Linked DNA regions of Mus musculus: region 1 is linked to region 2. The links are chromatin loops, found by intact Hi-C in ENCODE. Cell type or tissue: heart. All regions are shown on one strand. Each heading gives the region's core, and the rest is flanking DNA. Links, peaks and the distances in the headings are about the cores only.

Region 1 (4,390 bases), core at 142-4,141, 200 kb before region 2:
TTTGACTCAGGCTTAAGCAATCATCAGCCGACCTTTCGATCGTATTTATCAGCTGGTGTATCAGCTATTGCGAGCTAATGACTTTTCAACAAACAATAGGATCACGCCCCTTCCCCTCACATTCCGGCTTTGAGGACTCTTTCACAGTGCTCTGACTCACCGAAGTCACTGCTGTATGACTAACGGAGATTTACTAGCCCACCTTCCCGGTGTCCCAGGGATAAGAACGATGACTGTCAGGTAAGCTTAGATATTCAGACCATCAGTATCCATTTACCCAACAGGGTCAGAACTCAGGAGTGCTGATAGAGAAATATTCAAGCCTTTTGAGAGCTGTCTTTCTTGGGGTCAAAGCTAAGAGGACCCAAATGGACAGCTGCCATTCTTTTTTTTTTAATTAATTAATTAATTTATTATATATAAGTACACTGTAGGTTTCTTTAGACACACCAGAAGAGGGTATCAGATCCCATTACAGATGGTTGTGAGCCACCATGTGGTTGCTAGGACTTGAACTCAGGACCTTTGGAAGAGCAGTCAGTGCTCTTAACCACTGAGCCATCTCTCCAGCCCCCCCGACAGCTGCCATTCTAACCATTTGAAACAGCTTCCATCTGTTCTGGAAGCTTTCCCCCAGGCAAAAGACAAGTCTTAGAAGAGAGTACATAGTCCCAGGTGTAGTGCTGCAGTACCTGCCCTGTGAGGTGACCGACCACACCTGATAAGGGACACGTACTTCTCGCTCAACATATGGAACATGCTCTCTTTCCAAGCTATATGGGTCAGTGGCTGCCGTGCTCACAGGGAATGCTTCAAATTCCCAGACTTTGAAGAGTCCAACAGGAGGGAGTCACCCCCCTGAGTCACCGGCAAGGCTGCCTGCTCGAAGAGCCAATAGCGCCCCGGAGAGGCCGCTTTCCCCACGCAGACCCACCTTGTCCATAGCAGTCTGGAAGCTTCTGTGTTTTCAAACAAAATTGGCAACAGTGAGGTGGTTGGAATCTACACAGTAGCCTCCGGCCCTTCGGGTCTTTACAGTGAGTGATTAAATAACTTCAGCGGCCACAGTATTTATAGCAACTTCTCTAGCATCCCTCCCCACGTATGGGTGAGGAGTGGGAAGATCTTAAGGGGATATCGCGAAGATGGGAGTGAAAATTCCCTCAGTCACCTGTGACTACTCTCTTCTGTAATGACGGGAAAGGAAAATCCCTTTCAGACTAGAGCTTCTAACGGTGTACTTTTAATGTGAAGTCCCTGTCGCTTGTGCCATCCTAAACTCATTGTCTAGGTACTGTGGACGCCTATGCGACCAGGACCTCGGGGTCTTGAAGTTCTGAGTTGCCTGTCTGTCTCCATGAGCGCGGAAACAGTAAGTATAGAGCAGCCGGATTACACATGGACTCATAGACAGTTCCTTTGCACGACAGCATTACAGAACCTTAACCCGGAGTTTCAAACGAGTTAAGCAAGATCTTGCTCCTGTGATTACTGCTATAACCTCACCCTGCCAAACATTTTTTCCCTAAAGAATGAACCTCAGCTCCTCAATACAGTGCTGGACACCACCGCAGCCCCCGCGCAGGTTTTCTGTTATTATGATCCTGGCCTTAGGTCCAGCCTTTCCTAAAAACTTCTCCAGAGGAATCAAAGCTCTTGCTGCAGAGGCCAAGGCAGAGCGATGTATGTCTGAGCCTACAGCCCTTCTGCAAGAAGGTGGTATCGGGGGCTACAGAGTTCGCAAAGCCCCAAGCCTGCCCTGCCTCAGAGCCCTGCGCGCTCCGGGCTCTCGGGCGACCAGCGCCGCTCAACGCTAGGAAACCCAGCGCTGGGTCGGAAAGTAGAGGGGCGTGGCAGGAGAAGGGGCGTGGTGTAGGGCGGGGCTAAGCGGGAAAGTGCGGAGGGGAGGGCTGTGAGGAGCGCCAGGCAGAAGGGAGGGTTGCGATAAAAAGGGCGTGACCTGAGGCGGGGCGTGGTGAAGGAGCGTGACATGGGGCGTGGCAGGGCAAATGGAGGCGGGGTGGAGCGTACAAGCCCCGCCCACGGCGCGTCCTTCTTTTTTCTCCGCCCTCCCACCTTAGAGCTGTCGGTGGCTTTTTCTTCTCAGCGCAGGAGTCGCGCTCGAGCGGCCCGCGCGCTTGCTGCAGGAACCAGCTCCAGGCGCTGGCGCCGGGGCCACGGGGAGGAAGCGACTTCGCTCTCTGCAGCGGGCGCGGCCCTGGGCACCGCGAGCCTCCGGAGCTCCAAGAGCTGCGGCCTCTCTGTGCGCGGTAGGCGGCATGGGACACCGAAGACCGGTTGGGTGGGCGCGCGTTCGGGCTCTGGGATCCGGGGATGGGGGAGACACGGGGACCACCACGCTGAGAGAACTGAGAGGGTGGGCGCGGGGCAGAGCGTGGGCATAGGGTGGGCACCCGGCGTGGAGCCATGATCGATCTTGGGTCCCCGGAGAGGGGCCGGGCGCCGCCCAGTGCGCTGCCGCTTCTGCTGCGGAGGCTCTGGGGTCCCACCTGCGGGGGCGGCATTGGGTGGGGACCTCAGTGGAGCGGGGACAGTCGCTCCCTAAGATGAGCCTAGGCTGCAAACCGAGAAAGAGGCCTGGGGCTCTCCTTAGTCCCAGGGCGCCTTAGGGTTCTGATTGTTGAGGGGGACTCCCATCGCCAAAGTCGAGGGGACCCCTTCTGCCCCATGCATCGCGACCCTGCTGAGTTAAGTTAGTTTCGCTTTTCCCGCCAGTCCGGGCTCTGATTTGTAGCGGCCCTAGTCCCCCTTCCCGATCCGGCCCCCGTAGCGCCTCTCTCTGGGAGACTGCCTGGTGACACTGCGCGCGGCGCCAGCCACCCCGGAGCCGCCGATGCTTCTCCGGGCAACCGAGGTTATGTCAGGAAATCGATGGAAACAGAGAAACAAGAGCAGCCTGAATCGGATGGTAGAGCAGAGGATGAGTTGTCCCGCGCCTGACGAGTGTGCGAGGACTTGCTAATCTCCAAGTTTAAGGATGTGCCATGGCAAAGACTGAATGTTCACAAATGGTGCCTGTGAAGATGTTTGCCAGCCAGGAAGTTGTGTGTGCTTTTGCGAATGAGAGTGTGACCTTGTGAGTTTCTGTTCGTGTCTGTTGTTGTGTATCGTTGTGAATATGTGTGTTTCCTAAATGTTCTTGCCTGTCTGTGAACAGTAGTGGGGCTGGCCATTGGCTCTGGAAGGTTGTGGAGTATAACTCCCCTTGCTTGGTTGGTTTTGGTAAGTGGGGTATTGCTGGAGTGCTGGCTGGCACCTTTCCAGGGAAGCTCCTGCCAGCTGAGCGGGGCTCAGGCTCCTCTCTCTTTTTCTCTGAACTCAAGCTGTACAGTGTGGTGGTGAGCTGGCAGAAGCTGCTTCCTGAGTGAGTAATAGTTAATTAAACACTTTAGTTAGTAACATCAGAAACTGCTCATGAGCTGAGTTTTAACAGGTGTTTATGGTAAGAGCGCCAGCCCCCATGATGAAGGCTTGGTGTCCTTGAAGGTTTAGGATCGCCGACGAGTGTGTGTGTGTATGTGTGTGTGTGTGTGTGTATGTGGGTACACACACACACACACACACATACACACACACACTCACACACACACACACACACACACACACACACACACACACACACACACACACACGCTGAGGTAGGATGGCCTGGAGGGAGTTGGCTTTCTTCCTAATTGTTAGACTCTAGGAGAGAGTGGGATTGCCTTTTCCTTTCTGCCCTACGCCTTCCCAGCTCGCATCTCTGGGAGGCAGAAAGCACTACACTAACATTAGTGGTACAGACAGAGGGAACCATTCAGTCAGAGAATCCCAACATCATTTAGAGACTATCTGCCCAGACCAACCCTTTCCCAGTGGAGGCCCAGAGAGGTTGGGTGATTTAGCCAAAGTGCACAGCCAGGGCTATGCACCAAGACAAAAATCCTGGCTGTTGCTTACTGTCCCTAGCTCTGAGGTCATAGGCCAGTTATCTGCAAACTGACGGGCTGGATTAGATCATCTGAAACAGTTCTTCTCCTTTTACTGCAGGGAACACTTCTTCCAATAGATCGAAGATGTTATCTAGATGGGAGATATGGAGTTTCTGAATCCGGAAACTTTACAAGCCTTTTTCTTCCTTAGCCTGTATCCCACTCAAATCAGCCAGACCAAAACCTGGGGAGAAGCCATAACTGTCAGTCTTAGGAAGGCTGGTTCTTGCCTGGGGCCCTGGGTGAAGTCACTTAGGGGGTAAATTAGGCTTCTTGAGTGCGAGGCTGTGCCAGCAAGGGTGGACACACCCTTCAATGGATTCCTCGTGGCTGCTGCATAAAATGGGTCCCCTTGGAATCAGCAGAGATGTTGAATTTCTCCTTGCTCCCCAGGCGCT
Region 2 (4,390 bases), core at 222-4,221:
GTTTATTATCCATGCATAGATAGTGTCTCTGGATGAAGTTATGGGCAGTGCTAATAGACAGGAACTGTGTGTATAAAAGGGACGAGTGGCAGTGTTGTCACGGGCCAAAGTCCTCTAATGATAGACTTTAAAGGTTTTCCTTGCCTTTTCTATTTTGAAATCTGGCCAAATTCCAGTGCTTTATTCTATAAAATAAGATTGGTATGTTTGCTTGTTTAGATAGACGATAAAGAGGTTTTCATCAAAGGTTATATATCTCAGAGTTACTCAAATGGAAGAAGAGAGAGAACAGTAGAACAACAAAGGGTTACACTGATTAGAACTTGCCCCTGTGGGAAATCTGTTACTTTTCCCTAATCCTGATTTCTTGGAAGGCCAAATGACTTGGTAACACGAATGGCAACTTCAGCACAAATGATTACTATCACCGCAGCCACCACCAGCACCACCACCGTCCCAACTCCCTTTCTGTCTTTCCTGTGGGGATATGGTACCAGAACTTAGTCCAAACCAGTGGTCTCCTGGGATCCTGTTCAGCAGTAGTCAGGATCCTTAGTTGAAATAGATTCTGTGATTGACCTGCTGTTCAGCAGAGGCAAAGAGAAGCAGCGCTCCTGCATCGCAGAGATGAAGCACACCTCCCTAGTCACTGTAGGCAGTTCACAAGATGAACACAAGATGAAAGCAGAGCTCGTTAAACAGTGCACCTGTAAAATGACAGTCCTCACTCCCACTCAGATGATTAGCATCCATCCAGAATAAAGAATGTGAAAAGAGCTAGGCAGTGGTGGCCTACACCTTCATCCCAGCACTCTGGAGGCAGAGGCTATGAGTTTGAGGCCAGCCTGGTCTACAGAGTGAGTTCTAGGACAGCCAGGGCTACACAGAGAAACTCTGTCTCAATAAACAAACAGACAGAGTGTGAAAGGACTTTTATGTGTGTTACCAAAAATCTTATTTCTCCTCTGTTATCCTGGCCATGGCTGTCAGCACTTTCTGGAATTTCTGGAAGGCATGAACATCCAGGTGCAGTGGCAGCCTGGGTGTGAGCCAGCCTCTTGTTTCCTTGCTGGCTAAGATCATTACTCTCTTCTGTGGTCTCCTCTTTGGGATAGATGGTGCAGAGGGACCTGTGTACTTTAAAGTGCAGTAATGCTTTAATGGTTTTCTCTTTTTGTCCTACCAGGGCTGTGTACTTTGCATGTTATTCCAAAGCCAAAGAGCAATTCAATGGCATCTTCGTGCCTAATAGCAATACTGTGCACATTCTCTCAGCTGGCTCTGCAGGTATGTTCCCTAGCAAGTGTTGTTTCGTTTTGCTTTCTTTTTTTTTTTTTTCTTTCCAGGAATTAGATGTTAACTCCCTGCCTCTTTTGACCCTAAAACCATTTTTAAAGCTTTGTATTGGAGTTTGTAGAACATGACTATTAGCAGTTTATAAACAAATTTTACTTTTCTGTTCTTCATCTTCCTGATTTCCCTATTGAGTTGTAATGTGGAGTGAGAGCTGCTTTCTTTCTGATTCCCCAAGGTATCTGGGGTGCATCTGCCCTGCACAGCTCACTTGCACAGCAAGAATCAGGGTTTTATGTGTTGTGTGGTACTTGAGGCTGTACCTAAGGCCTTATGCCTCCAGATGGTCTGTTTTCTTCTGAGGAAGTCCGCACTGCAGAGCTCAGGGCAGGGCTTGCCCCAGGGAGTGTTTGTGAGAAAGCACTGGCTCCTAAATTGCTAGGAGAAGCCTCTGCCCTTCTTCATAGAGGCTTCTGTCCATTTGAATCTAACAGAATTTTTAGAGAATTTAGATTAGCATTTTAGAATTTCTTCCTTCTGTTAACAGCCTGCAACGTGTCCACACCAATTTCCTTTGTTACTCTCAATAAAATTACTAACCCAGGTTATGATCTTTAGTCAGAGAAAAGCAATATTAAGCAAACTTCTTAACACAAGAACAGTGATTCCCCTTAATACTGAGCCCCGAGAAGGACAGTGTACCATTCCAAATCAGATTGAGCCATGGTGAATTAGCCGTAATCCAGACCCTGTTAATCGGCTTTGTAATGCTTGTAAAATTAACCCAGAGGCACCCTGGGTAAAGGAAGCACACCTTGAAGGAGCTTTTCAAGCCAGTGCCCTCCAGTGCCCTCATTTAATATGTAGAGGACACTAGCTGTTAGAGGAGGGCTGAGCATTGAGGTTTGGGACTGATCCAATGTGTTAAAATGCTGCTGAAGGCATACCAAAATGATTCCTGTGGGCCAATGGGCTTTTAATGTTTTTGTCCTTAAATTTCCAAGTTTGAATTCAGGTAACGGAAGATTTAACATCCTTATTCAGGGTTAGCTATAAGTACTGATGAGCATGTTTAAAAACAAATTATCTCTGGATCTGCAGCTTCTAAGTTGGAATTTCAGATAGTTTTTGCCCTAGGATTGAAATGAACCGAAGTGATAGCACCACCTAGAGGCCAGAAGGACTGTGCTTGGCGGCGGCAGCTGTGGCGCGGACAGAGAGCAATTAACCCACTGCTTCTGCGCCCAGCCGTGCGGGCCACTGCATGGGGATTGCATTCGCAAACACTGGCTATATCAGTGATGACTGTTTTTTCCCTCCAGCTTTTGTCACAAATACCTTAATGAATCCTATTTGGATGGTTAAAACGAGGATGCAGCTAGAACGCAAGTAAGTGAACAGTCCCTTCAGTACCCGGAGTCGTCCTGCTGTGCTGTGGACGGGAAATAGGAGCCCTGTATGCATATGCAGAAATGTCATTTGAGATCTATCCTGACAGCATTGTGGGGGAGGAGCCCCAGAGAGCAAGGGAAGATGGACAGAAGGGCCTCTCCATGGTCCCAGCTTCCTTCCTGGGTGTTCCTCTCTGGGGCTCTTTGTGGAGCCCCACTGTCAGGAGGGATGCTGTAAACTCCGCAGAGGCCTGGCTGTCCAGCCAGGACACCAGCGAGGGCACTTTGGACCTAGTCCCCGATGTCTCTGGTGTCTGTCCTGAATCTAACCTGGAGTTCTTGTGTTCCTTGAGTATTCTGGTGGAACCTACAAAATGTTTGGACTTTGTTTTTTGTTGAGACAGGGTCTTGCTGTGTAGTTCAGGCTGCTTCAAATTTACAGTCTTGCTGTCTCAAGCCTCCCCAGGCCTAGGCCTATTACCCTTGTCTAGAGCCAGGTTTTAAGGAAATAGAAACCAATTGAAATGAATTCATCAAATTTTAAGAACTTGTGATACAGTAATAATGATTCTTTTATATGTAAATCAGATTTCTCAGCAGGCCAGCAACACCTGTGAATTTCCAAAGAACACCAAGTATACTAAATAATGCCTTTTAACGTTCTAATGAATGTGGCAGGAAAATGTTTCTATTTGTGTAAGACCACAGCTACTATTTCTGTGGGCTGTCACCCACACTCATACTTCTTGAAGGAATGCTAATTTCCAGTAGAAATTTGGGCTCTCCCAGGCTGTTTAAGGAACTGCTTGTATTGTGCTGTGTGGCCCAGCAATGTGAACCCTGGAAACACTAGCAGGCTCATCTTCCCTCCAGCTTCCTCTGAGGGAGAGGGAAAGGCTGAGGTATACGTGGAGGGTGAAGGAGGAACCTGCCTGGTTCATCGTCCTCTTGTGCCCATGATGAGGGTTTCCTGTCACCACAGTCCATCTGCCTTCTGAAGTGCTTGCTAGAATCCTATGACAAGGGTCAGTTACTTCCAGGGTAACTCTTAAGTTCTGGCCCAAGCATTGAGACAGTTCTTTGTAGTTTCCAAAAATGCTGTGTGTGTCCTACATGTCCATGTTCCTGAGTGTCCAGTCCCTTGCCCCTCTTAACTATTGTGCTTCAGGCTTCTGGCCAGCCTGGTCTCCTGGAAGCCTGTGGCCTCACCTCAGAGCCAAGTGTTCACAGTGTTGTGATATCACTGGTGGTTAGCAACAGATAAATGCATGTGTTGACCGAGGCCCTTTCTAATGCTTAGGACGTTTTAGACCTTTATTTAGGTGAGATCTGTGAATATCTGTGAGTATATATTGTTCCAGTGGTTGCCCCGGAAATTGGTCATGCCTTCTACCTTATAGCAGTATAGCCAATCATCAAATAAGATTATAGTCTGGTGGGACAAGGGGTGTGAGTTGTCCAGCACTCTGGAGAATCCATAGTACACTGTAGGCTGGATGGAGTCGGGAGAGAATAGGAGAGCCTCTTGAGGCGGTGGCAGCTCCCACACTCTTCAAAGGAGCCAGCTGCAGGGATGGGGGGGAGGGGCGCGCAGGCACACAAAAAGGTTTGAGCAAGTAAACAGTTAATTCAAGTACAGGAGTTTAGTGGTTTAGCTTAAATCTCTCTCTCTCTGAGACAGGATTACTCTACTCTCTCTGGGGTTA

Evidence for each region. A loop is a pair of places that touch in the nucleus more often than their neighbours do. Peaks named below come from ENCODE experiments on the same cell type or tissue, not always from the same donor. Only the 100,000 strongest peaks of a DNase experiment are listed, where the experiment ranks them.
Region 1: a loop joins it to region 2, with 4 times the contacts of the local background. A loop is called at or near these places in 13 of 42 quality-filtered maps.

What each region holds. Positions count from the first base shown.
Region 1 is chr4:149,952,733-149,957,122 of GRCm38, reverse strand. Spsb1 (splA/ryanodine receptor domain and SOCS box containing 1) reads left to right here and starts at 2,117. Exons shown (of 3, transcript NM_029035.2): 1 at 2,117-2,270. In heart, for the core only: CTCF peaks have their summits at 886, 1,823 and 2,816; DNase peaks (open chromatin) are centred at 822, 2,032, 2,782 and 3,282; H3K4me3 peaks cover 2,298 bases; H3K27ac peaks cover 1,223 bases; H3K27me3 peaks cover 1,420 bases.
Region 2 is chr4:149,750,696-149,755,085 of GRCm38, reverse strand. It overlaps Slc25a33 (solute carrier family 25, member 33), which reads left to right. Exons shown (of 7, transcript NM_027460.2): 4 at 1,187-1,287; 5 at 2,616-2,682. Among named protein-coding and RNA genes, the nearest start is that of Tmem201, 15 kb to the right of the region's middle. In heart, for the core only: a CTCF peak has its summit at 2,462 (motif pointing left); no DNase peak of the experiment used is centred there.